2 separate regions of the Mus musculus genome follow, and region 2 is linked to region 1. The links are chromatin loops, found by intact Hi-C in ENCODE. Cell type or tissue: heart. All regions are shown on one strand. Each heading gives the region's core, and the rest is flanking DNA. Links, peaks and the distances in the headings are about the cores only.

What was found. Hi-C counts contacts between places; a loop is a spot of excess contacts. Peaks named below come from ENCODE experiments on the same cell type or tissue, not always from the same donor. Only the 100,000 strongest peaks of a DNase experiment are listed, where the experiment ranks them.
Region 2: a loop joins it to region 1, with 1.9 times the contacts of the local background. A loop is called at or near these places in 3 of 42 quality-filtered maps.

The regions. Positions count from the first base shown.
Region 1 is chr13:103,971,519-103,988,173 of GRCm38, reverse strand. No RefSeq gene overlaps it. Among named protein-coding and RNA genes, the nearest start is that of Gm30967, 58 kb to the left of the region's middle. In heart, for the core only: no CTCF peak of the experiment used is centred there; DNase peaks (open chromatin) are centred at 9,543 and 9,653; H3K27ac peaks cover 1,070 bases.
Region 2 is chr13:104,030,159-104,046,813 of GRCm38, reverse strand. Nln (neurolysin (metallopeptidase M3 family)) reads left to right here. Exons shown (of 13, transcript NM_029447.2): 9 at 424-625; 10 at 9,330-9,516; 11 at 9,832-9,960; 12 at 11,091-11,227. Gm30967 (a long non-coding RNA gene) reads right to left here and starts at 8,931. Exons shown (of 3, transcript XR_873894.3): 1 at 8,749-8,931; 2 at 5,001-5,158; 3 at 1-721. In heart, for the core only: no CTCF peak of the experiment used is centred there; a DNase peak (open chromatin) is centred at 10,143; H3K27ac peaks cover 889 bases.

The sequences.
Region 1 (16,655 bases), core at 5,692-13,691:
TGTGTGCAGGTATGAAAGTGTGTTGGAGACCCTAAGATGTTGGAGATGCCAGAGTCATGTGATACCTGCAGAGGAAAGCTATAGACAGGTGACTAAGGCATTTAGGTCATCGACCATAGACTCAAGGGCAGTCAGAAAGGGGCTTGCCTGTTATAGGAAGGAGTAGAGTGGGTGAGAAGAAGCCATTGAAGAAGACCCAGATGAATGAGGTTTTCGGGAAGCTGATGGGGAGAAGCGTCTTTTGAAGCCACCATGGGGCTTAAGGAAAGCCTCTTCCTACTTCCAGTGCTTGAAGAAAGAAACCTGAAGAAAGAAAAGGACCCTGACAAATTGACTCAGTGATTGAACCGTATGGGTCATTAAGGACAAAACAAAGAAACGTAACATATTACTTTTGAAACAAAGAATGTGGAATTAAATGGTCCCTAGGCTGGATCATGGATAGATAATGGGGTGTCTGAAAATCTACCAAAGGCGGGGCACAACTTTTTAACCCCCTCCACAAACCCTTGGCCTCTCCATACGTTGACAGACACTTCACTTGCCTTGGGTATGTATTGTCTCCTTCAGTTAGGACCAGCAAGCACAACCAGTCTGTCCTGTGAGCTAATCATGTGGATCTGGGAGAAAGAATAAGCCCTGGCTGTCCTGGAACTCACTCTGTAGCCCAGGCTGGCCTCCAACTCAGAAATCCTCCTGCCTCTGCCTCCCAAGTGCTGGGACTAAAGGCGTGCGCCACCACTGCCAGGCAAGAATAAACATTTTTTAATCCCTACAGCCAGCTGTGTGGACTTGGATTAATTCTGTCCCTAGACTTCTCAAGGATGAGAGTCAAGAAAATTCTACTTCCTTAACTATGAGACTGCTTTGTTTGGTTTACCAGGGATAATTGTGGCGCCTAAGCCTCAGTGGTTCAGATAACTTTTTGTTTTATTTTTAATTTTTTTTAAAATCACATTTATTTGTCGGGGAGAGGCATGTGTGTCACATCATCTATAGAGGTCAAAGTTCAACATACAGGGCCCAGTTCCTCTTTATGTAAGTTCTGAGGCTCTAACTCAGGTCGTCGGGATTGGCAGGCAGTACCTTACCTGCTAAGCCATCTTTTTCTTTTGCTTATTTTTTAAATTATTATTATTACATTTTAGTTATTGTGTACGTATGAGTGCACGCACATGTGTGGAGGTCAGAGGACAACTTGCAAGAGTTGGTTCTTCTTTCCATCAGACTTGGCAGCAAGCCCCTTTCCCCCCTGCTGAGCCATCTCTCCAGCCCACAGCTCTGAGGTTTGAGAGGCCCTGGGTAACTCTGCTCATAAACGACTCCAAGCAAGTTTTCGTTCCAAGGGTGAGATGTTCACTTCAGAATCCTGGCTGTATTTCAAGTTTGAGTAATTCCATCTGCTCTCCTTGAAAATTTTATTACAAGCACATTCCATATTCTTAGCTTTCTTCCTCCAGACTTCTGAACAGCATGAAATCTTTTGGATCATTTTCATTATTCAATGGCAAAAAGAAGGAAGAAGAAGAGGAGAAGGAGGGAGAGGAGAAGGAGAAGAGAGAACAACCATCTAGATGTAAATGTTCAAAAGAAATCCTCCTTGTTTGATTTTTTTTTTAAACCTAAACTTCAGCTATCTGGATGTTAAACTGATTTTCAATTGTTTCATTTGTTTTATGGGCACTAAAGGCTGCTGCCACAAACATCGGACTCAGGTCTCATCGGCCCTTCAATGCAGACTCAGTCAGTGATTCCTAGGGGGACTTCCAGACCTTTAGCCTCACACTGGAGCTACATCTCTGGCCTCTCTTGTTCTGAGACTTCCAGCTTCTTCAACCGAGCATGTACCGAGTTCCCTGGCTCTCCAATAAGCAGACAGCCATGGAGAAACAGCCTCTGCCCACGGAAACCAATAATCCCTTCTTTGCGTGTTTTGTTTTTGAGACAAGTCCTCATGTAGCCAAACTGACCCCAAACTGCTGCTTAGCTGAGGTTGACCTTGCACTTTTTCCTGATCCTCCTGTCTCTGTCTCCTAAGTGCTGGGTTATAGGTGCTCCATCCCACACGCCGTACATGCCATACATGCATACTGGTGTATGCTCTGCTGGTTTCGTCCTTCTAGGGAACCCTCACTGACATGCTGAGAAAACCAAACATTATGAAATAGGGTTGACGTGACCTACAGTTTCAGATATTCACTGACATACAAGAGTATCTGCCTGGATGAAGAGAGCCTCACTTAGCTGCCAATCTTCAAGAAATAACGTGAGACAAGGAAGATTCACCAGCCCCATCGGAGCATTCTTTATGTGCGAGACCCCAAGGATACAGCAGTGAACAACACAGGCAAAATGTCCACCCTCAAACAGCTTCGAGGGGAGAAGACGGATAAGGAATGACAGAGTCAAATAACAAACACTCGGGCTCTCAGAAGGAGCCTGAACCCACGTGATTGTGTGTGCCCTGGCAGCCCGCCCAAGGGGCCGCCCCAAATCCAGACTTCAGTGCTTAGTCTCTGGGCAAATCTGTGTTTGTTTTGTTTCGGTGTTTTATAACCTCTCTGCCTGTTTCAATGTTCTTCGAGGAGCTTCTGGTTTTTGTTTTGTTTTGGTTTGTTGCGGGGGTGGGGGGTGGGGGGTGGGCGGTTTCGAGACAGGGTTTCTCTGTGTAGCCCTGGCTGTCCTGGAACTCACTTTGAAGACCAGGCTGGCCTCGAACTCAGAAATCCACCTGCCTCTGCCTCCTGAGTGCTGGGATTAACGACGTGCGCCACCACATCCAGCTTAATCAGGAAATGAATTCATCAAGAGGAGAAAACCTGACAGACTAGAAATGCAAATGCTTCAGTGGGAAGCTGTAGCGAGAGGTGTGAAAGCTGACCCTGGCAGGGCGCAGAGCCATGACTGCCTCCAGAAAAGAACAGCTCCTCAGCATGCTCTTGGGTCTTGAGACCTTCTGGTATATTCAAAATCAGCCTGCTTTGTGGTTTCCTGTACCCGGTTAGATCACTTCGAAGTCAGTTCTGTGCGACCCCGCACACCACACATACCCTCCCTCCACTCCCATACCTATCGCTGTCCCAGTCCCCCTCACCATAGACACACACCGTGTTTTCTTCCCTCTGACAGTTGGCTTCTCTGTTCTGTAGAGTAACCTGTAAAGATCTCTATTCTCCCAGTGGCCGCTGTGGTCACATAAGCCTTATTTACTCAAACCGGCACTTCCACGATCTTTTCTTTTCTTTCTTTCTTTTTTAAAAAAAATATTTATTTATTTATTTATTATATGTAAGCACACTGTAGCTGTCTTCAGACACTCTAAGAAGAGAGCATCAGATTTTGTTACGGATGGTTGTAAGCCACCATGTGGTTGCTAGGATTTGAACTCAAGACCTTCGGAAGAGCAGTCGGCACTCTTAACCGCTGAGCCATCTCACCAGACCCCATGACCTTTTCATTTCCACCAGCCACTTATCCACAAACGTTGCGCTCCTTCCCAGTTACCATGGAATCCACGATAAAATGTCAACACCTCCTCCTTCTTCACTTATACTTCTAAAAGTTGTTCAACAGATTTGTAAAAAGTACCTTTCCTGCCTCTGGTATGATAAAGCATGCTATTGCAGTCTTTGAGAATTTAGGGTCAGGATAGACAATGTTTTTTCATTTTGTTTGGAGGTTTTGTTTGTTTGTTTTGTTTGAGACAGGGTTTCTCTGTGTAGCCCCACTTGTCCTGGAGCTCACTCTGTAGATCAGGCTGCCCTCGAACTCACAGAGATCCTCCTGCCTCTGCCTCCTGAGCGCTGTGTGTGCCACCATTGGCCTTTCATTTTATTTCTTTCAATGAGTTTAGTTGGAATGCTTTTCTAATAACCAATACTTGCTCTGCCTTTCTTTCTGCTTAGGGAAAGTCTTAGTATTTTCTCGACTGCTTAGGAAAAAAGTTATTTTGACTTTCATCTGTACAAGGGGAGAAATGTGGACTAGGAGTATATAACTCAACGGTAGAGCACTTGCCCAACATATGTGAGACCCTAAATCCCTAGCACTGAAGTGGGGAGTGGGGAAGGAAGGAAAGAAAGAAGGAAGAACAGATATTTGGATAAATTTTTTAAAAATTAATTTCTCTACCTTTTTCAAATTGGTAATTATATTAGTCCAGATTCTGTGGCTATGTCAAAATGCCTGGAGCTGGGTACATTGTAAAGAAAAGAAGGTTGTTTTGTTAACAATTCTGGAGGTGGAAAACGATGCCTGAATGGTTCCCTTGGTCCAGCACTTGGGGAGGACCAGGTGGCTATTTTCTGGTTTCTCTCACGGTGAGAGAAATCTACAGCTTCTCCTAAGCGTGGCTTTTAGGGGACAGGTCCAGCCATTGTCAGGGAGTAGGATTGCTGTGTCACAGAGTACATGTGTCTTAAGCTTTGGTCAGATTCAGAAGGTGTAAAAGAGGACACAGTCCAAAGCCTTGTTCCCTTTTACGGGTCCGTACTGGAGTTCTCTTCTCCAGGAACAACAGTGTTATGTTCCCTGTGTGCTGTGACAGAAACAGCTCTGTGTGTAGAAAGAGCAGCCCCTGTATTCCACGGGGCCTCCCTGGGCCTCACGCGGCCTTACAGGGCACACACTCTTCTGCACTTCGCTTCCTTCGCTGTACCCCTGTCTTTGCTTCTTTGTTCTTATGTGAGTTATATTAAGGATCCAGAACTGCTGGACTCCATGAAATGCCTGCCTTGTGTGGTATTTTGCACACTTGAATTATGTATGGTTAAAATCCACAGGGCATTTAAAGATTGTACCTTAGCTATTTATGAGTGCCTGTGTCCTCACACTCTCAATAATATAAGAATGTAACCAGCTTTTTGATTATTCCATTTTAAGTCAAAGTCTCAGGCTGGTCTCAAACTGTCAATGCTACTGCCTAGCTTCCTGTGTGCTAGGATTACAGACACAAATCACTGCATATGACATGCATATTTCTAATATTTGCTAGTTTTTTTTTTTTTTCTGAGACAGGGTTTCTCTGTGTAGCCCTGGCTGTCTTGGAACTCACTCTGTAGACCAGGCTGGCCTCGAACTCAGAAATTCACCTGCCTCTGCCTCCCAGGTGCTGGGATTAAAGGCATGCGCCACCACTGCCCGGCATATTTGCTAGTCTTTAGATAGAAAATATTATCTTTTTTAAGACTCAAACATTACATTTTTCTTCACGTGAGAAAGATTTCTTCATTATGAGGAAATTAATTTTAATTTTCTAGGCTAAAACCTATTTATATTGTTTGCTCATTTTGTTATGGTCTATTGCCTCCTCTCCCCTCCCACTGCCCCAAAGTGGTTTCATACGGTTTCTTTATAAGCATTTTCCTTTCTATTATTTACTTTGCCTGGATGTTCCCTGCTTTCTCTAGAAAACCTGGAAACACTAGCACCAGTCCGGCCACACTTTGGCCATAGATATTCTGATTATAAATGCATTAGTTTTTCAATAATTTAATTTTTTATGTATTTTTTTACTTCATGCATATCGGTGTCTTGCCTGCAAGTGTTTGTGTACCACGTGTGTGCAGTACCTGAGCAGTCCAGAAGAGGGAGTCAGATAGCCTGGAACTGGAGTCCAGACTGTTGTCCCATGGGTGCTGGGAATCAAACCCTGGTGGTCTGCAAGAGCAGCAAGTGCTTTTAATCTCTTAGCCATCTCTCCAGCCCTTTGATGAAAATTAAATAGTAGTGGTTGGAGAGAATGAGAGCACATTACAGACACATACATGTAAGCAGATTTCAAGACAGAACCCTTTATTCTGTGTGATAACCTAAACAAACTAAGACAGTTTAATAGTAGAATAAGTAGTTATATCACCTGGCTTGTCTCAGGAGAGACAACAACAAAAAAAAAAAGTTGTGAAAGGAAGGCAAAGAGTTTGAGTGTGAAGCCCAGTCAATTAGCCTTTGAGCAAGCAGGGTAAAGTATAACATTACCCTGAAACCAGCAAAGCAAAGGATGGAGGGAAAATTGCCTGAGACATGGTCACTCCAGAATGACTGCTGTAAGCACTATGACCTATCAGACAAGGTAGACTCCATGTGACTGTAGGCTTCATACATATGGACTCAATTTACCATGAAATGGGGGAAATTTTACATTCTAAAATGCCTAGGACCAGCCCCAGTGTCTCTTTCTCTCTGCCTGCGGATCCGGATGTAGCTCTCAGCTACTGCTCCAGTGCCTGACAGACAGCATCCATGCTCTCTGTCATGATAACAATGGACATAGCCTCTGAAATAGTAAGCAAGTCCTAATGTAATGCTTTCTTTTATAAGGGTTGCATGGGTCACGGCTTCTCTTCACAGCCATAGAACAGTGACTAAATCAGTTCTGTACGATTGGAACAAATAGAAAGACGATTTAAAGCACACAGGACCCTGTGTGTATGTGACACACACACCTGCACAGGCATAGGAAGGAAAGGAGTTTCGTACAGTCTGGCATCCAAGGTGGGATCCAGTCTCTCCTGTCTCTCTCTTTCTCACCATGTCCATTACGCTGACTTGTTTGTTGTATGTGGGGCACACAGGCCATGGTATATACACATGTGGTGGTTAAAGGACAACTTGTGGGAGGAGACTCATGCCGTGTGGGGCCCAGAGATTCAAGTCTGGTCCTTGGGCGTGGTGGCACATGCCTGTACCTGCTAAGGCACCTTACTCAACCCTAGCTTCCTTTACATAAGCCTACCATTTGTAATGTGGTTATTTAGGGTCTAAATATATGATATCTTTGTAGCTTAAGATGATTTTTTTTTAAAGCAGCCTTCGAGGAACGTTGTGTATCAAGTTACCTATCATTGTGTCATCTTTGCCTTGGTTAAAATTTGTGTTCTCTTTAAAGATAAAGAAGGACATATATATTTATATTCCAGGTACTTAATGGCCAAGCAGAAAAGTCCACAGACCCTCAGACAGACTGACCTAGTAATCCTATGAAGTCGTCTACAATCACCTTTTACATAAGTAAAACCAATTTTTAAACTTGGGAATGTTTTGTGCCCTGGTCTGAAAGGTAGCTAGATTCCAGCTTTGGTATTAGTAGTGTGACTGGACAATGATTTTTTTTCCTTTGTAAATGGCTATGGGTTCTACCTCCCACCTGCCCATCTCTGCAATGTTCTGGTATACCCATCTGTCCACACCTGAACATGGGAACCACCAAGCCTGGGCCTGAGGAGATAGCAGCCCTGCTCAGATCAAGAGGACCTGAAGCCAGGAACAAGGTCTCAAGTGACAGTCCGTGGGAGATGCTGTGACCGGAAGGGAAAATGGATTCTGAGCCTGCAAAAATACTACATGGCCAGCATCTCCAGCTTTGGCTTTGGTTTCCGTATTTGTAATAAAGGGGTTGGTATAGAGAGTTCCAGTTTTCACTCTCTAGACCAGCTTCCATAGGTAAAAGCACATGCTGAATGAAGCAGGACGAACACTTCATTCTTGGACTTTGGCTTGGTGGCACCTTCTCACACTCCGGCAGGACAGTTCCATGAACTGAGACCAGGCGTTTACCAGCGGGTTCCTGAGCAGCTTTCCTGCTTTTGTGAGTTGTCTATATTCACTTCCTGCAGAGAGACTGTTTTATTAATAGCCTCAGACAGTCTAAAGCAACACACTTCTTTGACCCATCACTGTTTTTTTTTTTTATCTTTGGAAAGACCCAATGTGTTACTTAATTAAGAATAATTTACTCCTGGCTGTGGAGTTGTCAATGTGAATTTATTTTTGCTCAAATTCTATAGGGCCTGGCTACTATGAACCCTCCCCCCAAATCAAGTTTTTCAAACATTTACTTATTCATCATGTCTGAAGAATGGGGAGCCATCAAAATAGGATACAAACGTTCTCTGAGCATAATTTTACCCCAGCGACTACATACTCTTGAAACATTGTAGCTGGTCTTGCTATTTTGTGGGTTCTTTTTTCCCTACCCCTCCTCACCCTAGTTTTACTCCCTATCACCAGATAGGAGAGAAAGGATTGAAGGGGAAGAGAAAGAGGAAGAAGGAGAAGAGGGAAAGCAAGAGCTAGAGAGAGAGAGAGAGATGCGGGGGTGGGGAGAGAGAGAGAGGGAGACAGAGAGAGAGAGAGAGAGAGAGAGAGAGAGAGAGAGAGAGAGAGAGAGAAGAATGTGAATCCCTGAATTTAATTTCTTTTCTCTTGTTCCTTCTTTGAGTATGACTACTAACAAAAAGCAACCAACCGTCCTGCCCCCGAAAGACCAACAATCACCAACCCCACTGGAGGTCCTAGCATTTATTACTCTAAAAAGTTCCCAGAACGCCAAATGTCACACAGTCTTAGAAACTATCTGCAGCTGGCAAAACCACGCCTCTGCTAGAGCACGAGGCAAATCATAGTCAGCTGCTGCAGACAGTCCGAAGCAGCCTCCACATCCTGGGATTAAAATGAGAGCACATTCTTATAATATTTTGTATTTTTTAAAGAAAATAATATTTTTTAGGGAGGGGAGAGTTGGTGATTCATTTTGAAATAGGACCCAGGTCTCTTTTATTCTGTAGGACATCCATTTGAAAAACATAGGATTTCCTAACATCAAATAGAGAATTAATTTCTTCTAGAGAATTTACAATTCATATTTGGCTCAAATAAATTTGAAGTGGAATAGTTACTCACTCTTAACAGGCCTTCAGATGTGATGAGAAAAGAGGTGGTGGTGGGGGCAGGGGTGTCAAGCATGACACTGTTCATTCAGTAATTAAAGAACTCTTTTTTGTTTTTTTTTCTCCCCAGTTTATTCCATGGTCTTAGTCCTAAGTCAGTATTTCACTTAGTTTTCAATTCGTTTGTTTTTAGATGATTTATTTTGATTTTATGTGCATTGGTGTTTTGCCTGCCTGTATGTCTGTGTGAGAGTGTCAGATCCCCTGGAACTGAAATTACAGACAGTTGTGAGCTACAATATGGGTGCTGGGAATCAAACCCAGGTCTTCTGGAAGAGCAGCCAGTGCTCTTAACTGCTGAGCCATATCTCCAGTCCCTAGTTTCCAATTCTTAGAAATAAACCTCTTGAAGTATTAAGAGCTGAGTCCTTCTTTCATTAGACCCTTAGCATCTTTGCAAGTAGATGCTGAGAAACTTGTGGTCTCTGTGTAAACTGACATTTGCAGCTCTACAAGACTGAATTTTGAGCCACAAAATGGTATAAGCTTAAATAGTAAATATATTATGCTACCAAGATTTTCCTTTTGAAGACAGTTTTGCTATGTAGCTCAGGCTGGCCTTGAACTTGTGATCCTCCTGCTTCAGGCTCCCTAGTGCTGGGGCTATAGGCATGCATCACTAAGAAGGCCAGTTGTTCCCGAGGCAGAGCCAGGAGTCTGCTGCAACCAGTCTGGACAGGCTGGTGAAAGCTGATTAGTAAACCTTCAGGAATGTTGTGAGCACACTGAAGGCTTTGCTAACTTGACATCAGCCACGGTGGCAGTATTACAGACATGAGAGCCATGCTGTAAATCAGGCTCTTCACCCCCTCCCCTCAGCCCCAAAGTCTTCCCATCCCTCAACCCAAAGATCAGCAGCTTGTGTCTCCTCGTGCCTGGAAAGTGGCAGCCCTAGCAGCCTTCCTCCTCCATTCAGGCGTGTGTGAGACCAGGGATACCAGTGTTCAGAGCTCAGCTTTCATCTCTGAAGGTCAGAAGTTCTCTTTAGGGTGTCAGCTGCTGCTTGGCAAAGGCAGGTTGATATGGAACATTAGAATACCCTAAGGTCTGAGGCAAGGAGTGACTCACTGTCCCAGTCAGCAGGGGACACTCATTTCTCCACATGACAGGATTTTCCTTCCGGTATCAACAATCACAGGGACTATGTTTGAAGGTTTTGTTGTTACCAGACAGTAGGAGGAGGAGGAGTGTGAGGAAAAGAAAAGAAGGGAGCGAGGAAGAGCAAGAGGCTGAGAAATCAGGGCTCAGACCCTTGAGATACCTGAAGAATGTCCTCCACTAGAAAGAGGTCATTCATTACTTGCTTAATGCGTTGTAGAAATCCTGCCTTCCCTGCATGCCAGCCAGGCCAGACCTGTTCTAACTGGTAGATTTCATCTTGCAGAGAATGTTCTGAAAAGCGTGTTTGTTTATTCCATTCGTTTGCCAGAGACTTACAGGGCCTCTGCTTGGTTCGCCTGGATCTAGAATGATGGCTGACTCAGCCTGAGTCATCCAGTTCTTTCACCTTTGTAGGTCAAGTCACAGAAGTGAAATTGAACCCTGGAAAACAATCCAGGTAGCTCTTTCTTCACAGTATCCGTATAAAGTGCTGAGGTTGAACCCAGGGAGATGTGCCCTACCAGAATTCTGCCAAGCCTGAATTCATTCCTGAAAATTTCAAGGAAGAATGGCGTCTTTCTCCGGTATGTAGATGTGGAATTTGGGACCTTTAAAGTGGATAGATACCCCAAACAAATTCTCATTTGTAGCTCATAAAATAATCCCCCTTGGGGCTTTTTAATATCTTACTACTCAGGCCATACCACAGACCAACAGAACAAAAACTGAGATGTGCAACTCAGACATTGGCTGGTTTTAAAAGTTCTCTGGCCGATGTATTTTTTTTTTTTTTTTTGCACTGGTATTTGAGACCCACCGACAAAAAGCAGGACTCCTAGTTTTCTTCCCAGTGTGATTTATTTTATGTTTAGTCACTGTCCCAAATATATTACAATTCTTTCCTTAGTGTCTGTTCCCCCAGTTGTTTCTTCTAGGACTTTAAATAGACAGTGAATCACACATTCAAAACAATAATTCGATTGAAGTAAGCTAACTGACTGACACACCACAGCTAGGATCTTGTTACAACCTTGTTCAATTAAAAAAAAAAATCCCTGTTGATCAGATGGAATACTGGTGAATATACAGAAGGGGGAAAAATCTAAGCATCTTCTTGAAGATAACTTCTTGAAGATAACTTGATAAAAAAAAAAACTTTTTAGAGAGCAATTTGAAGGCATACATTAAGTTTTAATATCCATGTTTTCATGTATCCATCATCTCTACTTTCAATAATTCAGATTAAAAATAACTGGATGGGTTACAAAAATATATATATTATATTAATATCAATATTTTTCTAGATTTTAAATACCTTAACCATGGGGGCCTTGACATGCCTGAAGCTCTCAGAAACTTCCAAATTACATGCTGACACACAGAAGTATCTTCCCCAATGAGTTACTGCCAAGCAAAGGGTCAACTATAATTATATTCATGTTAAACAGTAGCTCCATATTTTTATCCATTAAAAATGTTGTACCCAAACCAACAGTGGTTATACTAAGGAACAAAATAATGGTTCGACAGAGGGGGAAATGTTCCTTCTATAGTTGGGTATTTCAGCTTCCGAATGTACACATCTCAATAACAACACACACAACTTAAATTTGTTAAATTACCTCTTGTCACTTTCTATACAGCAATGTCTAAATTCTTTAGCATTACACCTAATACATGCAGCAATTTGTCCCCAAACGACTTCTGGCCAGGCTTTCAGAAATGTTTGTTATGGTGTTGGGTTTCAACCTCAGCTTCCTTGGTACACTCACCGGAACCCAACTGTTCTCACCCACAGTTGCTGTCCTGTGTTCCACCTGTGGGAATGCCCTTCCTGCCATGACCCCTGCACTTCAGGAAGTACAACTGACTGGCAGCTTCCCTGGGCACTCCACTCTCCCTGAAGGACATTGACATCTTGTAATATCCAATAGGCCAGATAAGACCATCAAAGAATTGAATGACTGCCTTGATGTAAAGTCCAAGGTCCAGTCAAGTTTAGTGTTCTCCTTTATAGTGAGACACCGCCTATCACCCTGGGCCACTGTGAGGACTGAATGAGGTAATTATGAAAAGCGATAGCTCAATGGCAGGCTCACAGTTCACAGGGGATGCTATTATGACAGTATTTTTTTTCCTTTTCCCAGAAATAATTTTTATATCATTTTTATTAACTTTTTATGGAATTATATATGTACAAAGAATATTCTAATTAGTATAATTCCTTTATCTTTTTTATTAGATGTTTTCTTCATTTACATTTTAAATGCTATCCCCTTTCCTAGTTTCCTTTCCAAAAATCCCCTATACTCTTCCCCCTCCCCCTGCTCCCAACCCTGTGTTCTATTCAATAGACGACTGTGAGCATCCACTTCTGTATTTGCCAGGCACTGGCATAGCCTCAGGAGACAGCTTTTATCAGGGTCCTGAATGACAGTGCTTTTATAATTTATTAAGTCAACTCTCTCTCTCTCTCTCTCTCTCTATATATATATATATATATACATACATATATATACACACACACACACACATATACATATATTCCATATATTTTAGTGTTCTTTCCCCAACTCTGTGCAAAGGGGGCTAACACTTGTTCTTTGTGGCAATGAAATTATGAATTACACATACTAGTAACCTTCAAAGGAATAACAAATAACTCAGTTTGGATGTTATGAATCCTAGATGGTAAGAATGAAACAGTAACGTAGAATTAAAATGTGAAAACACCTGCTGATATAAAATTTATACGAAGAGAACAGTGTTATTTCTTTAGTAAAATCACAGAAAATGGTCTCAGTCATCCCTAGACCTCTGTTTGCACAAATATGGTTGATACTTACAAGACGATAGAGCAGAAGTAGTAAGTTAATTACAGAAAACACCAGATGAATTTGCTTTAATATCTCTTCGGCAGATAGTGGTTTATTTTTGCAGCCGGCTCCATGTATTCTGGAGTGCCGACAAGTGGGATTCTGTACGCTCCCACCCCAGTGTTTCCTCTGCAGTCCACAGCATATGGACTCTGTCTGCTCCCAACCCTCTGCGGTCCACAGCAAGCCTGACCGGGGTTTGACTTGCTTTGCTCCTTGGCTTGTTCCACTTTAAAATCACCACTAGAGCTCAGCTTTAAAGCTGGTCACACCACTGCCAGCGCAGCTGGGGCAGGTTCTGTCCTCACTTAATCTCACAGGATCTCTGCGGCATGGCCCCTTGCCGTGGGGACAACTGGGATCACCTGATACGGTGCATTGGTCACCCTCAGAAGAAGAAAGTCAAATTGTTATTTTGTCTTTGGAGGCCTAGCAAACATTTTGCAGAATGTTACCGTCCTTTAGTTTGCGTGTCTAGTACCTCACAGTTTGGCTTTGTCTCTCAGTCCTGAGGGCCAGCCCTAACTGGATCTGTTTTAGAGACAATACTTCTTCGAAGAAAGAAAAAAGATCTGATCAAAGTGTGAGCCATTTAAGAAAGATTCATACATGCCTTAAACACTGTGTTTAACTTTGGAAAGCACTGGGGGCTGAAGCCAGGACCTTGTATGGACTAAGTATAAGTCCTTCCAAATTCTGTACCCTTGAGCTATATATACTCTGGCCCTAACTGCAAAGTCTCTTGCTTGAGAATCAAGTTCCTGTCTAGTCTCATGATTATCCAATATTTTTGTTTTCATGTTTGTGTTTTTTCTTAAAGAGCGGGGCACCCTGGGACTGGAGAGCGGGCTCAGCAGTCAAGAGCTCCAGTTGCTCTCCCAATAGACTTGAGATATTCCCAGCAGCCACCTGGCATCTCACACCTCCAGTTCCAGAGATCCAGCACCCTCTTCTAAACTCAGCAGGCACCAGACACGCGTGTGGCACACAGACATACATGTGGCAAATACTCGTCCATATAAAACAATAAAATTAATTTTACAGATAAGAGCGAGGCACGGAAACTGACAGACTAAAACTATCCAGGATATGACACAGGCACACTTATATTACGTGCATAAAATATGAAAGAAAAATGGAGTTGGGGAACTTTATAACAATCAGCAGTAAACAAATCAGGTTGAAGAATAATGTGTTTGAAGAATAGTTCTGCTCCAGGAAGAGCAAATGAACCAATGCCCGACCCCAGTTATCAGAATAAACACGGAGGGAACATATACACAAATACAGTGTGGCGTGTGGCCAGAGAAGAGGAAGTGGTTAGCTTCTATTACAATGGACTATTGTGAAAGCACACTGTTTCGTTCACATGCAGTTGGGAATTATGAATACTGGAAAATGAAATCTACAGAAAATTGATCAGAATTAACATAAATATTTAATAGGATTGCTAAATTAAAAGCCAAAGCTCATTGTATTGCTAAACACCATCAATAAAATACCATTTGAAATAACAACCCAAACTGCCAAGTCCCTAGAAAAGGACCTAACAGAAAATGTGCAAGACATACCTGGAGATAGCAATCAATTTTATTTTATTAAAGCCATTAAAGAAAAAAAAAAGATAACTAGAGAGAGAAATCTTCTCTCTAGAGGAAATTCAGTATTTAAACAAACAAACAAACAAAACAAAACAAAACAAAACAAAACAACACTCTCAGCTGTGCGTAATGGTGAATTCCCACAATCCCGGGTGCAGTGGGGAACCAGGAGTAACACAAGATCCTCCTCAGTTACCTGGCAAGCTCCAGGCTGGCCTGGGTTACAGGAAATCTTTCTCAAATACAAACAAACAAGGGCCAGAGTGACTGCTCAGCAGTTAAAAGCACTCGCTGCTCTTCTAGAGAATTCTAATTCACTTCCGAACACTCAATCAGGAAGCTCACAACTGCCTGTAACTCAGGCTCCAGGAGATCCAACACCCTCGTCTGGCCCTGTCAACACCTGTGCATACATAATGCACAAACATGCACGCAGGCACACACATGAACACATGAGTAAAAGTAAATCAATCTTCAGAAAAAGATAGATGAAGTAATAACAATATCAGTTTCGCAAAATTGATCCATGAAGTGTAGTAATGAGGACAGTGCGTTGTTGGTAGATGGACAGACAAAATGTGAAGTGGAACAGAAGTCAAAGAATCCAGACAACACATACGGAGGATTTATTTGTGACACAGTCACAAATCAGATGAAGAGAATTTTCTTGCCCGAGGTTATACACCCACCCTAGAGTAACCTGCATCCAGGGATTGGTCTCATAGCCTTATAATACACCCTAAGCACGGACACTCTGAAGGGCCTTTAGATTGGTGCTCCTTGCATTATGGTCCCACTGGCCCCTCTGGCCTGCTTATCCCCGTTCCCTTCATTGCTGTTGCTCTGAATGAGATTCCACAGTCAACTTTTGTCTCACTCATCTCTGTCCTAGAGTCTACTTCAGGGGCAGGGGATCAGTTTGTAGAGATGTGAGGGAGGACAGGAGTGCAGTCCTAAAAGCTAAGAGTATGCCTTAAGACTCACATCACACACTGCAGAGTACATTCTAGAGAGATCTCCTTGGGGGAGATGAGGGAGCCATCAGGATATAAAGACATCTGGGTATTAAAAATGCTGGCAAAAATAACTCAAACAAGAACCAAGAACGATTGGGCTTTTAAAATGATAGATTTACTTGTAAAGAAGCTGAATTTGGAGAGGTAAGGGTAAGCCCAGGGACGTTTTCCCGAATCATGGACAATTGCTAATCTGTAGAAGGGAATCTATAGTGGGCCTTGAAGCCAGAATTGGGGCAGAGAGGACCTGAGAGGCCCATAATTGGAGCAGCAATTGTTGTAGAACAACAGTGTAGAACCACCAGTGTTGTAGAACATGATTCTCCAAGCAAATCAGCTGGCTGGCGTCTTCACCAGATCAGTTGTGCTTGCTTGCACAGCTGCCTCCAACAAGACCCCACTCCTGTGGACGTTCCATCTGAAGAGGAAGGGGAGAGGGCTGTTACACCTTCACCTGAAATTCCATCTGCTCCTCCTCCCAGACATTTGGGTGAAGTTCTGCCTCCATTGAGATTGGAGGGAAGGTACTAGAGTATTTAGTCCGGGAAGGTTAACTAAGGGCACTCTGTCTCTGTGACTATAAGAATCCATCATTCCCCATGGGTGAAGACTGTAGTGTGGTAGCTTTGGAGTCACTCATACTTCCATAAATAGCCCCTCGCCTATGCTTTATAAGTAAGCACAATGAACTCATCAGCTCCCAGGTTGAACTTCCATACAATTATACTTTAGTTTGTTGTTGGGACCTTGTAACAGGCAAAGTTTTCCTAGGGAAGGGATTCTTGAAACAAGCAACAATGGCTGCCAGAGCAGGAGTCATGCAAGGAAGGAGATGGATATTGGTACAGATAGCAGAGGATCTGATCTAGAAAGCGGATACAGACCATGACCCTTTGCTAGGGATGGCGGCATGTGCCTACTGTCTCAGCATGTCAGACAAGAGGTTAGGGAAGGAGGGTCAAGAATTTTGAGGCCAAGTGGTTGGAGAGATGGCTCAGTGGTTAAGAGCACTGACTGTTCCTCCAAAGGATCCAGGTTCAATTCCTAGCTCCTACATGGCAGCCAACAACTATCTGTAACTCCAGTCCCAGGGGATTCGATGGTCTCTTCTGGCCTCCTCAGGCAATGCAAAAATGTGGTATACATAAACACGTGTAGGCAAAACACCCACACATATTTAAAAAGAAAAAAATTAATTTGAAGTCAGCCTGAACTATATAGTGGGTTTGAGCCTAGTCTAAACTACATAGAGAGACCTTATCTCAAAAAATAAATAAATAAGCAAACAAAAAATAAAAACAGGCTGGTAGGGGCAGGTGGATCTCAGAGTTCAAG
Region 2 (16,655 bases), core at 5,525-13,524, 59 kb before region 1:
GTCTCTCTTCCTGTGGGTATTAGGGCCGTGGTCTGTAGGAGACAAACAAAAAAGTGTGTAAGTGATGCTCTGTAGCCTTTCCCTGCCTGATGCTGGCTCAGGGCTGTCTCCCACCCCCACCCCCACCCCATCCCCATCCTGTGTAAGGCCTGACACTGCAAGCGATGCTGTTTTTCCCTGTGTGCAGCCCCGTGGTTCCGTGTTGTGTCTAGGCCAGTACCGACCTTTAGCAGTTGGAATCTCCTATTACTGTGGTGTCCAGTATCTGCCCAAACTTAAGATGCAGGGGGCAGGGAGGGGCGACTCAGGGGACCAAGAAAATGTCTTCTGATGTCAAGTTTGACTTAGTGCCTGGAAGAAGACATGACATGTTTTTTTGCTAAAGAAGAGTGTCCATTTCACAGTTCTGTGTCTGTCTCCCAGGGAAGGAAAATACAACCATGCGGCCTGCTTTGGTCTCCAGCCAGGCTGCCTTCTCCCTGATGGCAGTCGGATGATGTCTGTGGCTGCCCTGGTGGTCAACTTCTCTCAGCCCATAGCAGGCCGGCCCTCTCTCCTGAGACACGACGAAGTGCGAACTTACTTCCATGAGTTTGGTCACGTCATGCATCAGATCTGTGCACAGGTGAGCAGGGTGTTCATCATGGCAAAGCCACCAGTTTGCTTCTTTCCTTTCAGCTGCTGTCAGGTCTCTCTCTTGGCCTCATTTGTTCTCCACAAACTGAACACAATGGAGAAGTTAAGCCTACAGAGGCACAAAGTTCCCTTTTCACACCCCTCACACTGCACTTTCAGTCTGAGGTGAGCCCACTGGTGAAAGATCTTGTAGCATAACTGCTCATGGAGAAACAACCTCTTCCAAGAGGCTTCCAACCTCTTCGAACCTTCATTCCTTTTCTACTGCTGAGTAGCCTCAAGTTAAAATCACAAGTAACACAGCCATGCGGAGCTAGGAGTGGTGGGTGTGTTAATTGTAACCCTGCACTTGGAAAAGAGGCAGGAAGATCAGGAGTTCAAGACCAGCCTTAACTCCATAGCAAGTTCAAGTCCATCTTGGGCTACATGAGAGCCTAACACAAAAAAATAAATGACTGTGTAGAGGGTTTTTTCCCCCAGGAAAAATGTATGTGCGGTGAATTGAAACTCCTTGAGTGCCAAGCAGAAAAGAAAAGTGATGGTTACTTGTGTGTGTTCATGTGTATGGTGGTCAGAGGCCAGTGTGTGACGTTTTTCAGGGACTGTCTCTCAGTGAGACCTGGGGCTCACTAGATAGGGTAAACAGGCTAACCACCAACCCCCAGGAATCCACCTGCAAGCGTCGACCAGTTTACTGTTTTTTTTTAAAAGAAGATTCTAGGGTTGGTGCTAAAGTCCTCATGCTTATTCAGCAGCCAGTACTTCAACTAAGCCGTCTCCCCAGGCCAGAAAAGAAAAGGGGTTTCTGTTTTTTTCTTTTCTGTTTTATCTTTTGAGACAAAAAAAAAATCCGATAATGTATAGCCCAGCTGGCCTTGAACACATGATTTCCTGCCACAGCCTCAAATGCTAGTGAAGTGATGTATAGGTTGTTTTATGTTTTGCCTGTCTTATCACTTGTGTGCATGGTCCCTAAGGAAGCCAGAAGAGGGTGTTAGATCCTCTAGAACTAGACATATACAGATAAAGACTGTGAGCCACCATGTGGGTGCCAGAAAATGAACCTGGTTCCTCTGGACAGAAACCCAGTGCTCTTAACCACTGTGCCATCTCTCTTAGTGTGTCTCTCTTAAACCAATCAGTTCCCTACACTTCTTAGACCTTCGGCTAACCATTCAGGAGCAGAATGTGTCCTTTGGATGACTGTGCAGATTCTGTCCTCTGGGTAGTCCTCTCAGAATGGAGTGTTGAGATATTTCTGCTGAGAACCAGTGACCAATACCTTCTACCCTCTATACACGGAGATCTATGTATTTGCTGCTTTTAAGTTTAGAGACCTTTTGTATTCATCTAAAATGAATGGCCATTGAATAAGATCCATAACTTCTGTGTTCGCTAATGACTTCTGAATTTGCCATACATATGCAGTAGATTGGATCTAAGATATGACACCTCATAGTTTGGATTCTACACTGCCACAGTCTGGAGGTTGGATGGCCAGAGGAGCTCACTGGAGCGTGTCATGGTGACATTTAAATGTCTGTGCAGGAACTTCCAGTTCCCAGGCATGTGGATGCCCTAGTTCACTGTTTACCGTGTTGTCATTAGGGACCTGAGTTTCACTGTGTTTTGTGTGTCAACTGCCAGGTTGGTAATTTACAGGATAGCAATCAGGAGAGGCATTGCCAGTATCTGTTCCTGCTTCGTGGGTTGCGCTCTCTGCAATCTCTGGCCTTTTGAACTTCTGCAGAAGGAAGAGTAATGCCTCTCACCAGTTTTCATTCTTGCTGATGTCTTTGTTGGTTGTATGTTAAAAGCAGTTTTGAACTATAAAGAGATAATTATTTTAATAAACATCAGAATCACAATAAAGCCTTAATTAAAAGTGAAAGGGCTATAAATAGTCAGACAAACTTCAAATGATGTGACCTGAAATAGTCTGTAAAGTAACACCATTGGTCTTTTCTAAATATTTGAATTATATACCACTGTAGAGAAACAGGCCCTGTCAGGGGAACCCTGGCATTGTGACAGAACATTGGATTAAAATATATAGGGCTAGGTTCAATCCTATGTGCGCCATCCAAGAGAAAAGAAATGTGACTTGGCCTTTTCAAACCCTCTCATGTCTCCATTCATAAAACAGGGACAAGTCTGGCATAATGGTGCATGCCTTTAATCCAAGCACTCAGTAGGCAGAGGCAGGAGGATCTTTATGAGTTCAGGGCCAGCTTGATCTACATTGTGAGTTCCAGAACATCCAGAACTACATAGTAAGACCTTGTTTCAAAAAACCAAACTGAAATAAAATGGAGACAATAGCAATTCTTAGTCTTTATTTATTTTTCTTTTTTCTTTGTGGGGGAAGGGGTTGACACAGGGTTTCTCTATGTAGCCTTGGCTGTCTGAAAACTCACTCTGTAGACCAAGCTGAGCTTGAATTTAGAGATCCACCTGCCTCTGCCTGCTGAGTGCTGGGTGCTGGGATCAAAGGCCTGTGCCACCACCTCCTGGCTAGTATTTTATTTTGCAATAGACTATCTTTTGTTTATCCTTTGATTTTTTTTTTTTAGTATTTTCGTAACTGTTTATGTATAACCCAATCCTTTTAGAATCAAAAGTGAAGAAGGGGGGTGGGCAGGAGCAAGAAGAAGCAGACCACAGCCATGAGGTTCAAGAAAACACATGGGTGCCCCTTCAGAGTGCTGTAGTGAAAGGAAGGAGACTTCCACATCAGAATCAAGACCCTTGCCTTGCTCAGATGATCTCTAACCACTTCAAAATTTGATTCCAGAAGCAAGAATAGCGTGAGCTATTACTATGCTGGGGGTGGCAGAGTATTAGTCGTAGAGAAGCATAGATATTTTATTTTTAAAAATAACATTAAGATATGTTTAGTCGCTTAGATATAATTGCTTGGTCAGAGCAACCTGTACTCAGGCTAGATACATATTGGGCAGGCTAAGAAGAAAAATGGAGCTGTGTAAGGTGTCAGACACCTATGGTCCCTGCACTCCCAAGGTTGAGGCAAAAAGATTGTAAGCTCAAAGCCAGCATAGGTTACATAGTGAGTTTGTGACCAGCTTGAGCTACGTAGCAAGGCATTGTCTCAGAAACTCAAGAGAAGCAGAAGGCAGAGCTGCCGGAACCTTCAGAGCGTGTCCCAGCACGGCACTGCTTCCTCCGCAAGGCTCTCACTCAGGTGAACCCAACATGGCTTTTCCTGTTTTCAAAGTGTCAAGGCTCTTGAAGCTTAGCACGAGTTGCCCAAAGGCAGCCCAGCCACTCGGCTGCCTGCTCTGCCAGCAGTGCACTAGAGGCAGCTGTGTCGCATGTGACCTGAGCCAGTTCTCCCACATGCAGAGTCTCCATGAACAGGCTTCTTTCTCAGTTATTAGGTGGTGTTCTGATAGCAGGGCAAAGTGTGAATGTCTCTACTTTCACATGTCCCTGTGGGCTCTTAGAGTTTGTGACTTTGACATCAGACATGATTTCATTGAAGATCCCTCTTTTATTGTTCTATTGTTTTGTTCTGTTCTGTTTTGTTTTGTTTGTTTTGTTTGCTTGTTTTTGTTTTTCGAGATAGGGTTTCTCTGTGTAGCCCTGGCTGTCCTGGAACTCACTTTGTAGACCAGGCTGGCCTCGAACTCAGAAATCTTCCTGCCTCTGCCTCCCCAGTGCTGGGATTAAAGGCATGCGCCACCACGCCCAGCTTTGTTTTGTTTTTTTTTAATCTGTGTATAAGTATGTACATATATGTTAACATAGAATAAATGCTAACATAAACCAAAGTGTGCATGTGTATAATGCGTGTTTGGGAAGTTGCTCATTTCTTTTGTACGCTGCAACTTTTATATATACTTTTTTAGCTTTCTAAAGGATGACTTTTACGTGTCTGTCTTTATGATTATGGATGCCAGTGGAAGCCAGACGAGGGCATCAGATCCCTTGGAGCTATCCAGGTGGTTGTGAGCCCTCAACATGATCCTCGGAACTGACCTTTTGGAAGAACAACGAGTCAGTTCTCTTACCCACTCTCCAGTCGCTCCAGCCCCTGAAGTATTTTATCTTTCTAATAAGAGAAAGGTTTTTTTCTGAAGACGAAGAATGCGCAGGTGATTTTTTTAAAGCAGAATTATTGATTATCTCCTTGCACGGTGTACAAAGAATGGTAGGATAGAATTCAAAATAAGTTAGAGTGCTTTGGATTTTTAGGATTCAAGGACATGAAAGGCAAGAATCTAAAAGCGGAAAGTCAGTAGAGGTGAGACAAGTAAAATGTTAAGCACTCAAAGAACATAGAGGAAAGACATGAGGCAGGCGATAGGTCAGGTGGAGTCTAAGAGAAGCTGTCTCTGAGTTACCTCAGTTAGGTTCTCCACAGCGCACATTCTTCTCACACCTCAGTGCACAGACCTTGAGCGGGGCATCCCCTGGGCATGTGCTGGGCTGTCGGGCATAGGATGGTAAGCCAAGCTCTCTCTGACTCAGCATCAAGGTTAAGTGGAACTTTTGTTCTTATCTGAAAAGGAGCAGTTTAAGTAAGTGCCTAGTTAGGACAGCGTAGGTAGCCTGAAGGCAAACCCGTGAAGTTCAGTTGTGATATTCAAGACTTTCCCAAATTGTGTTTCTTCCTGTCCTCAGACACCGACCTGCTCAAGTGCAGGGCTGCAGTGAAGACTAAGAAAAGATGAACCGTTTCTCACATCTTCTTTGTTACTGTTATTTTTTTCCAGTGATGCCTAGATATGTTCAAAGATAAAACCGTGACTTCTTACCCATCTAGTGACAGGAAAGTCTAGTAAATAGTGGCCACTTGTTTTTAGTGCCTTGCTTTGTGACCTGAACTTCTCATTAGCCTTCAATGTGGGGTAGATCAGACACATCAGGATCTGGACTTCGTGCTATTAAATCAGCAGTTGGCCCCATGAGTCAGCCAAGGTCTCTTCTCCGGAGGGCTGTCACTGTCTTAGGCATGTTGTGCTGACTCATTCCAACAGTTGCCTTTGCTCTGCTTTGGAGTTTTTTTTTTTTTATCATAAAAAGGAACCACAGTTATAACCAGTAAAAGGAGTTGGTCTCTTAATTCGATACTAACAACCTGTAGTGCTTAAGAGTTAAAAGGGCTCACATGACAAATTTAGTTACGTTTGTGTCATTTGACTCTACTGTGTAAGCTTAAACATTAATCTCTACATCAGCAAGACATAGGTTTTAAATCTGCAATGGAATAGATTTTAGGCATCCTAATGTCTATTTGGGAGATAGTAACACAAAGACTCATATTTAAGAGTTGGAAAGGCAGCTCAGTAGTTAAAAAAAAAAGTTGCTCTTGGGGAGGACCCAGGTTCAGTTCCCCACACCCACATGGCAGCCATAACCATCTATACCTCCAGGTCCAGGAGATCCAAGCCTACCAGCCTCCATGCACACCAGGTATGCACGTCTGTGTATATGCATACAGGCAAACACCCACATGCACAGAATGAATCTTAAACAAGTAAAACCAAAAACCAGAAAGAAAAGTAACTTCCTTTCAAAATTCCCCATCGAAACAGAAGTTAACCATATTTTTTTAGGCTCCCATGATCAAACATTTTCTGCAAGAAGTGTGCTCTGATTTGCCCATTGGGTTGTCGTGTGGCTTCACACTTAGCTTTATCTGGAAGATAGATGAGCATTGCTAGCTTTTATTATGTTTAACATCCCCAAACTGATGATGCTGAGAACTACGTAGGGAATCACTCTAGGACTCTAAACCTGGGAAGTGGTATAGTCGCTTGTGAGTGCCAGTTCAGCCACCCACTCCACAGTCCTGCGCAGGAGGCCCCCTCACACTGCAAAGCCAAAGTCCCCATTTCCGTGTCTATGCTGACTATGGTATCCTTTGGCTTAGGAGTTTCCTGGTTTGCTGGAAATTGAGCTTTTGAATTTTGTAGATTTTTTTTTGTCTTCATGTGAAAAATATTTAAATGATGTTGCCCAAAGGGTTCACAAAGGCGCAGCATGGCTGACTTTTGGGAAATCTGTAAGCAGGCGAGCTATTTTTAACTTTTACTCCTTCCTTGCAAACATTTCCTTTTGTTCTCTAGAGAACATTGTTGATCTGTTCATTCATTGGCAGTGTTCTGCCCCACTAGCAGACTTAGGGAGAATAGGCCCTCTCTTCTTCACGCTGGTGACGTAATTGTGTTGCTTCTTAGTTGTCCAATTTTGGCTCTAACTCATGAGTTACTCATTTGTTCATGTTTTTTTTTTTTCCTGGATACTGAGCAGACCCTTCCCCCAGTGTGTGTGTGTGTGTGTGTGTGTGTGTGTGTGTGTGTGTGTGTACACGCGTGTAGACCCTTCCCCCAGATTTTGTGTGTCTGCGTTGCCTTCATGGAAATCTTCACACAAGCAAGAATCACGAGGCTGCTGATTTTGTCTTGTTGTATGAGGGTAGCTGATGGCTTGATTTTCCCTTGTTTGCACTGCTCGTATCTGTTCAAGCACTATGCTTCATAAAACCGTGTATTTAGCATTACTGCTTTGGGATAGACAGTGCACAGCTTAACCTTGTGTACCTCAGCCTCCTGTTCTGCCCTTGAGATCTTCTAGTCTCAGGAGGGAGTAACTTTTCTTGGGAAACATAACTCAAATGGCACCTTAATTCTCCTTTATGTCCTTCTCTGTGGCCAAGTGTCTTCCTGTTCTCGTCTGGTTTTAAGTCCTACGTCTGCTATTATTCTGTGTGTGCCTCAGTTTCCTTAGTTCACCAATAGAAGTAATAGGACATACACCATACAATAATGTAGTAGTGGGGGAGGGGCATGCACATGCTCATGTGTGTACAAGTGTACGTTTGTACACCTGGGTGTGGTGGCCAGAGGTCAACCTCTGATATTCTTCCCAAGTAGTTGTCCATCATTTGTTTGTTTGTTTGTTTGTTTGTTTATTTTTGAGACAGAATTTCTCACTGAACCTGATACCAGCCACAGGTTACCTGGCCATTTGCAACGCTCCTCTTTCTACTTCCCAAGTGCTGGGATCACAAGTGCGCATGGCACCACGCCTGCTGGTATTGCAAATGTGTCTATACCACGCCTGCCTGTTTACCTGAGTGCTGGCCATGGGGTTTAGGTCCTCATGCTTATGCAACAGACCTTTTACCCACTGAACCATCCCGAGCTTCTTGGATAGAAATTTAAGCCACACTGTGCTTGTATGAACCAGACACGATGCCTGGCACAGGAAGTCTTTTCTGCGTACTGGCTTTTACAATACTGTATTAGATTGGTCTATCTATAAGGCGAATACAATCTTAAAATGTTACATACCAGAATGAGGCAAAATACTCTCTTTCTAGGGGTCTTTGCCTCTTCCCCTGTACAAATGGAAGCAGCTAGTGGGAGTCGAGGGATGGGGTATGCCCTCAACAGAGGTGCCCTAATACCAGTGCCTACTGAAGTGTTTCCCTGGACCTCCCGTGTTGCAGCCTTTCCTATCGAGAATCAGCGCAATTATAACATGAAGTCAAGCAGAGTATTTTGCATAGAGGGGCAGGCAGAATGTGCTGTCATCCTGACATCTGTGCCTGTGCCCCAGGCCAGAAGCTGAATGGTTAGACACTGCTGATCTGGCACCCCATCTGCTCCTTCTCTGCAGCTAAGTCCTCTTCCTGGCTTCTCCTTTGTAGAGCCTGGGGTGATGAAGCCAGGGACAGTGCTGGGGTGTGAGGCATCAGGAGAGGAAATCGGGGGTGGAGGAACGGGGAAACAGGAGGTTCCCATCCTATATCCGACCCCTAACTTGTCTCAGCTGCTCACGGTTTGCAAGTGTTCCTTGGATGGGGTGATGGTTCCAAAACGCTAGCCTAGAAAAGGGAACGGAAATGGCAGAAAACAAGCCACGAGCCTATTGTGAGAAATCTCTTTCTTTCTGCGTGGCTGCTTTTATAACATCAAACTCAATCAAGAATCTTTGAAACTTGGCTTTCAGAACTCTTAGCCTAGGCCCCCTGAGAGTGAGTCCCTTCTTTCCATCACAGGGGTTTTGAACGTTGAGTGAGTTGCTTCTCTCTCCCCTCTGCTCACATTCATTCACCCACGTGCAGCGCATTGGCAGGCTCACCTTCCAGGCCACTGGCTTCTTCTCAACTTGATCTGAGGGGTCCAGCTCAGGTTTCCCACAGCATAGCTGTCGTAGGATCACTGGTATAAACTTCAGAACACAAAACATATCTCTCTGTCTCTCTGTCTCTCTGTCTCTCTGTCTCTCTCTCTCTCTCTCTCTCTCTCTCTCTCTCTCTCTCTCTCTCACACACACACACACACACACACACACACACACACACACACCCTAGGCTGGAATGTTGTAACTTAACCCCTTAACTGATTTAAACTTGAGTAGTTGAGCAACAGTGGTGAATGCCCCGAAAGGCATGTATTGAGTAAACATGAATAACCAACTGCAGGAGGAGCCTGAGAGAGACTGTTTATCTAAGGGAAATTGTTTGCCTTCTCCCCTAACCCCAACTGCTGGGGTCACATTCACAGCCTCACACAGTAGACAACGTTCTGCCAGTTAGCCACATAGAACTCCAGTGCTTTGTTCTCATCCTGCCTTAAGTGTTGATGGGGCTCATTATAGTTCACTGCGTGTATATAGTTCTACTCAGTGTTTTTAAAAACACGTTTATGTTTGCTTTCTAGACTGACTTTGCACGATTTAGTGGAACAAATGTGGAAACTGACTTTGTAGAGGTGCCATCACAAATGCTTGAAAACTGGGTGTGGGACATTGACTCCCTGCGAAAACTGTCAAAACATTATAGAGACGGACACCCTATCACAGACGAGCTGCTGGAGAAGCTTGTGGCTTCGAGACTGGTCAACACAGGTATAGTCAATGAGAGAAGCAAGTAGGAATTGTTAAATGCAGAATTCCTGGCAGCTCCTTCTGTCAGGCGTACTTTGACTTTAATAACATACTCCAGGAGTGCTGTGCGTGGAGGGAGGGAGGCTGGCTGTGTTGGAGCGGCAACGCCTGGGACTGTGTCTGAGGGGAGCGTTTCCTCCTAAGTCATACACGGTCCAGATGCTGTTTGGCCTTGCTACCCTTTTGTGATGAATGGTACTGAATCTCTGATCTCGTGGTGTTAGCACACATCGTTCTCTCTCCAACACGTTGTTCAAACACTCTTAACCTTATTAGGTCTTCTGACGCTTCGCCAAATTGTTTTGAGCAAAGTTGACCAGTCCCTCCATACCAATGCGTCGCTGGATGCCGCGAGCGAATACGCTAAATACTGCACAGAAATTTTGGGAGTTGCAGCTACGCCAGGTATGAGGCGAGAGCACCTGAGTTCATTTTTCTTGTAAGACCTCAGAGTCTCCTTAGCCTTACAGGCGGGTGGACAGTTTTCAGATAAGCACACTCTGCCTTAGGAGTTGTCCTGTCCAAAAGTGCTTGAAGGGGAGGTGGCTCCACAGTCACTGCATTGCAGTGTAATCAGGCGTGAGCAGTTGGCCTCTGCCCCAGAGCACAGCCATTCCCGTTTGGCAGCACCTGCCTGTCCCCTCCCTCCCTGTGTGTACCAGGACTTCCCTGTGATTTTCAGTAAGAAGTTGGCAGAAGGGCCATTTCAGGGGGAGACGGGAACCTCCTTCATTTCTGACTCCAATGCCAGTTCAAGCTTTTGACTGGCAGTTTCTAACAGGATACTTACAGTGTTTGCTATTGGGTGAGTCTAAAACTTACATTTTAAGCCAACTAATATGTATCTATTTGGATGTCAGTTATAAACTTTTTCACCAAGGCAATTGTTGCTAAAATGAATCAGACACGGTTATAGAGGATATTAAGATAAGAGTGGCCATTGAGTCACCTGAGCCTCACCTCCTGATCTGGAAATCAAGGAACAATATTGTGTCTCTTTGACAAAATGGCAGCTCAATGTAGACACACCTCGTAAATCTCTTTCAAAACACTTCATTTTCAGAAATTATCAACCTACACAAATGCCATTTTATTTTGAGTCATCTTAGATACAAGAATTGTGGCAGGGGCCTTAGATACAAGAAGGGGGCTGGGTTGTAGCTCAGCATTAGAGTTAGGCTATGTTTGACTCTCAGCACCTGAGGGTGGGGGGCTCCAGCAGAAAGTAGGGTTATTAGTAAAGTATTTTAAAAGCACATTGGCATGACTTGCCCTGAGCTACTGACGGGCATGGACAAGGCTTCAGAAATTGTTGTTAGACATCCAGAGCTGGGGCTGAGCTACTGACAGGAGAAAGGCTTGTATATAATCTTGGCTAAGGGTACATGCCAACCAGTGAGATGAGTGCATGCCAACCTGTGAGATGCCATCCTTCCCTCCCCTCACAGCTGGGCTCCCCAAAGGAAAGCTAGCTAGTTCACAGCCTGATTAATTAGCATTTTCTATCATTCTGATTGAAATTATCTTTTTTTAAGGCACAAATATGCCAGCTACCTTTGGACATTTGGCAGGAGGGTATGACGGCCAGTATTATGGATATCTTTGGAGTGAAGTCTTTTCCATGGACATGTTTCACAGCTGTTTCAGAAAAGAAGGGATTATGAATCCAGAGGTACTGTATGGCTTTGCTACCCCCAGGGTTAATTTTGTAGTTGCTCTCTCTCCTTCAGCTCCAAGTATATAATAGCTAGAGTTTCGAGTAAGAGACTTAGTAGCAGCTTTTAACTTTAAGGCCTGGCATCTTCTCAAATCATCATACATCATTAAGTTTCAGTGTACAAGTGATTAACTCTTAATTCTACAGATTTTTTTTAAAAAAAAACCTACTGTACTTTCTTGCTTATTAACATTCCCATATATTGCGTAATTAAAAATTCAAAGCCTTGTTTATGCACTCGAGAGTTTATGGCTACTAGTTTTGACATGTGCCATACAGTGTTTCTGTTTTATAAGAGGTTGAGAAAGAAAGGTAAACGTCTTCCTGATGTAAATAGTCTCTGTGTTGTGATATTCTTTACAGGTTTCTTTGTACATTTTCTGTGGGAGGCACCCTTTTTCTGCGGCCAGCGTACTCCACCTATTACATAGTTTGTAACCTAAGTGCCTTTGGGGTAACTTAAGCTGCTTCATTAATCTGAGCCATTCCTTCCCAGGCACGGTGAGGAGGCTGCCAGGTGGCTGCCAGCCAAGCCTTCCTGGGACAGACCCTAGTCTCTCTGCTCATGGACGACCCGACTGTCAGTTATGTCTGAGGCTGGTATATTTCCAGTGTGTTTCCAAGTTCTGTTTGGTTCAGAAATTAGAACAAATTACCCAAATCAAGCTCTCAATGCTTATTTCAATCAGCCAACTTGTTCTTTGGGCTTTTGTTTCTCTACTAAGTAGCGCCCCTCTGCATACATATCGAAATATGTCATATATTTTAGGGTCCCATTTCTTCCATCTCTCTCTCTCCAAAAAAAATCTCTCCAGACTAGCCACACTGATTCATTCCAAGCATCCCCTCCCCCATCCTACCTCATCCAGCAGGACTTTAAGCTTCCTCTTTGACTGTGCCCACCCAGTCAGCAAGTCTGATACTGACTCTGTTTAGCATTCTGATGTCTGCATGACTTTCAGCCTGCCCAGCCCTCCGGCCTCCACTGTCTTAGGTTGAGATGGTGCCCTCAATGGGGTCTTCTGAAGAAAACCATGTGAGTTCATTTACCTGCCCTACACTTTGACTCATGCTGGCTAACCTCAACTGGCCCTGCAGTGCTGCTCTGTAGGCCAGTGCTGCTCTTAGGCCTGCCCCCATTCTCTGTTGATTTCCTTTATCACTCTGAGCCCCCAGCCTGTCTACTCTGTAAACTGCCTCTGCCCCTCTTTCTTGTTACGTCATCCCTAAGCCTCACTACATAATACAAGTGAACCTCCTGCCTCATCTTCCCCAGCTCAGGGGATTGATTACCCAGTCCAAGTTTTCCCTTTGTTAAGAAAATTGAGCCAGGGATGTGGCTCAGAAGTAGACGGGTATTGTCTTAGCTCTGCCTACCTTCACACATCTATTCCTTCTATGCATTGCATTTTAAATGTACGGCTTCTTTTAAGCCAGGAGCGGTGGCACATACCTGCAATCCTAGCATGTGGGAGGTAGAGGCAGGAAGATCAGGAGTTTAAGATCATCTTTGGCTACATAGTATATTCAAGGTCATGAGCTTCATGAGATCTTGTTTTAAAACAAAAAAAAATTTTTTTTTATTTGTGCCCCTTAAAAATTATACTATTCGTTAAGACCCCATTCAAAAAGCCATTGATGGGGCTAGAAAGATGGCTCAGTGGTTAAGAGCCTGTGTTTGGTTCCCAGCACCCACTTAATAGCTCACGACCATTTGTAACTCCAGTTCCAGGGGAACCAACACCCGCTTCTGACCTCTGCAGGCACCAGGCACACATGTTACACACATCCATACAAAGAAGCAAAACACTCACACACATAAATAATCTAAGAATATTTTAAAATGCTACTCATGTATGAACTATTGTAGATTATTCAGACCGAAGTGATCCCTTTTATCCTCCTGGTAAACTTAGGAGCACGTGGGAAAGGCTTTGGTAAAACTTTGCTTTTGTTTGGATTGTTTGATGTAACTCACATAAAATAAAAATATTCTTTGCAAAGGATTTTACACAATATTCTTAAAGTACGGTCAGAACAAACACTGACAAACACTGATGACTCTGCATGGTGAGATGTTAGGAGGGCTTAACCTTTCTCTCTGCTCCTCACGCAGCTGCCCCTTACTCTAGGAGTCCACAGACGCGAGAAGGACTCAGGACTCACTCGTTTGTTGTTGTTTGGCTTTTTTGTTGGTGGTGGTGATGGTTGTAGTTGTTGATGTTTTTTGAGACAAATTTGCTTCATAACCCCAGCTGGCCTCAAACTAATAGCAATTCTCCTGCCTCAGCATCCTGAGTACTGGGATTCCAAGCCTGTACCACCAAGCCCAGCAGAAATGGTGTTTCAAGGAGAGGAAAAGTGGCCTGGAAAGGTTCAAGTAGGACATAGTCCTGGCTGCCATTATCTCTTAGGCTTCCTGGTGCAAGCATACACTCCCTCCCTCTGAGGTGAGCCAGCCTCTGGGCCTTCACTCATCTTGCTACACCTCGGCCCCTCCACCCCTCCAGCTGTCAAAGTGGCAGCCAAATTCTAGATCCCAGTGGCTCTCTTGCTACTTGAACATCCTGCAGAAACAACCCACCATCAGGTTTCTCTGTGCTTTTTATACCCAAGCTCTGAAACTTGGCAGGCAGCCAGGCTGCTCTTCATTAGGTGAGGACAGGAGTGAACTTGGAGAAACAAAGATCCCATCACCCAGAGCTGCTTCCTGGGACGTTAGAAACACAGTCCAGCTCCACTGAGTTTCTAGATGCTCTGGCAGGACTCAGGGCTATCTACTTGTTATGCAAACAGGCCGCTTTGAATTTCCAGTTTTCACTTCCTTTTCCTTACCCTTCAAACACTGTGAGGAATCCTGTCATTTCTCACTGTCTTGCCATGACAGCAATTATGGGCCTGGGTTGAGAAACCAAGGAAGGGGAGGCCCTCACTCTCCACCCTCGTTCTCTCCACTGCTTGTGCGAATTCTAGAACCAGCTTTTTCAACAGCCATTTGACCCCTCCTCGTTCTGTAGTGAATGCTGTTTGTTCTTGTGGGGTGGCTTCAGCTTTGCTTTGTTTTGTTTTACAAATATTTACTCTAGCACCTGACTTACAGAATACAAATATTTACCAAAAATTAAAAATTCTTGGCACAATACTCCTGTCCTATGAAAAGGCTTCCATTGTTCCTACAACTGGAGAGATAGAGAGAAAGAAACACTATTCTTCAGCGCAGTGTGCCGAGCACTGCTTGTTTTGTGCATGACCTCAGCCTTGCCATCAGCCAGCACTGCAGAAGGTGGTGTTACTTGGTCTGGGTTGCCTTCAGTCTCACACATAGGGTTGGTTACATAAGCAGAGTAACAATGGGAATTTTTATAGTGTAAGCAGTGCTGCACTTGGTCTGAAGTCATGGGAACCATCGCCAGTCTGTCACGTGAGCTCTGCTGGCGTGAGGCCTCACACTCCCCAGCGTGTTGGGAGCATTTTGAGAAGGTAGCTGGACATGTAAGGACTCAGTCCCAAGCCCGGGAATGCCTGGGATCAGGAGGCCTCATTGGTCACACTCTACAGAAATGCATCTCCAGGCATTCGCTTGAACATCTGCTGTCCTGCACAGCCTGGGGTCTGCTCTGAGCAGCAGTTCATACCCTGGCAAGCTGCACTGCAGAGGGCTCCTGCTCACGGGAAACCAAACCCAGCCGAGTCCGATGTCAGCCTGCAGCCTCTGAGTACGGAGCAGCAGTGCTGACTGACTGATGGTGCAGTTGTCTCCCTCTGCTCTGGGACATCTCTCCAAGGGTCAGAACTGGCCCCTGTCCTGTGGCAGCCTCAAGCTACGTTCCCTGTGTTGTCTCTGTCATTTTTCATATTATTCTTTCTAGTGAATAATTACCACATTTTAGTTATTTATTTAGCTTATTTTTTTTTTAATTCCTAAATTCAGGTTTGGGAGATGGTTTTGTTGGTAAAATCTTTGCCTTACAAGTGTGGGGACATGAGTTGGCACCTCCAGCACCTATATAAAAGCCAGGTACAACAACACAGATCTGTAAGCCACCACTGACAGACGAAGGCCCCAAAACTCTGGCCAGCCAGTCTAGCTGAATGAGTACACTGCAGGGTTAGTAAGAGACCTGCTGCAAATCTCTAGAGAGGAACTGACAAGACATTCAGAATTGACCTGTAATCTACACACGTGCATACAGCACATACAAGGCCTCACATTGATGTTTTCATATGCGTATACATGCATGCATGCATACATACATACATTTAGAAACACATACACACATGGCATGCACACACTCGTAGTAGAACATGGAGAGGCTGTCACTGCAGATGTGACCTCTCCATCCCTGGCAGTTGTCTTACTGACAGAGGGCAAGCTGCCTGGGGTCAGTGCCCTCCGCCAGCTCTGGCACTCTTGCAGGGCATCTTTCAGTTCACCGAGTGTACTTTCAAACTCCAGCCCCTAAGCATAGGGTTGGAAAAAAGGGAGCATTTTAACTAGGGCCATTTTTTTTAAATAAGGCAACTTCATTGTGGGAAATTTTTCCAAGAAGTAATAGACATTGCAGGCTCAGAGACTACTGCTGTTTTCTGCCAGAATTGCCTTCCTCCGTTTTAGAGAAATTTCGAAGCTTTGTTTCTTGCATCAGTAAAGGAGAAGAACCAGGCATTGCTTCCAAAAGAAACACGGAGAAAATCAAGGTTGTTCAACGATTATGTTTTAGTCTGTGGTGTCATAGGAAGATCTTACATGCAATAACGTACAAGGAAGAATCATGTTTGAGTTGGAAAGGGATAGCCTGATGGAGATTTTAATATTAACGATGCCAGTACTCTTTTTTTTTGTTTTGTTTTGTTTTTGTTTTTTTGAGACAGGGTTTCTCTGTGTAGCCCTGGCTGTCCTGGAACTCACTTTGTAGACCAGGCTGGCCTTGAACTCAGAAATCCGCCTGCCTCTGCCTCCCGAGTGCTGGGATTAAAGGCATGCGCCACCACGCCCGGCTGCCAGTACTCTTTAAACAGAATTTTAGCTCAGTTCCTGCTGTGCTGTGTTGCTACAGGAGGATGTGGGGTGTTTTTACCTCCTGTGAGAGTGTTCCTCACAGAGATCCAGTTCTCCTCTCTGACTCCTCTGTGTCTCTGTACAACCACTGTTGTGTTAACTCTGGCCCCTTAACAGCCGTGGGTGATAGAAGAGACAGTAAGAGTGGAGGTGATTATATTTCCTTCTGCAGAGTCTGACTGTGCACCCTACTATCCTAGCTTTGAATGTGTGCTCCTTTAGCCTAAACCTTCCAATTGCTGGGATTGCCTTGGGGTGCCACACAGTCGGCTGATTGCTTTGCAAGTCTTGAATTCCGGCCAGTGCAGGAGATTGTTCTTCTGT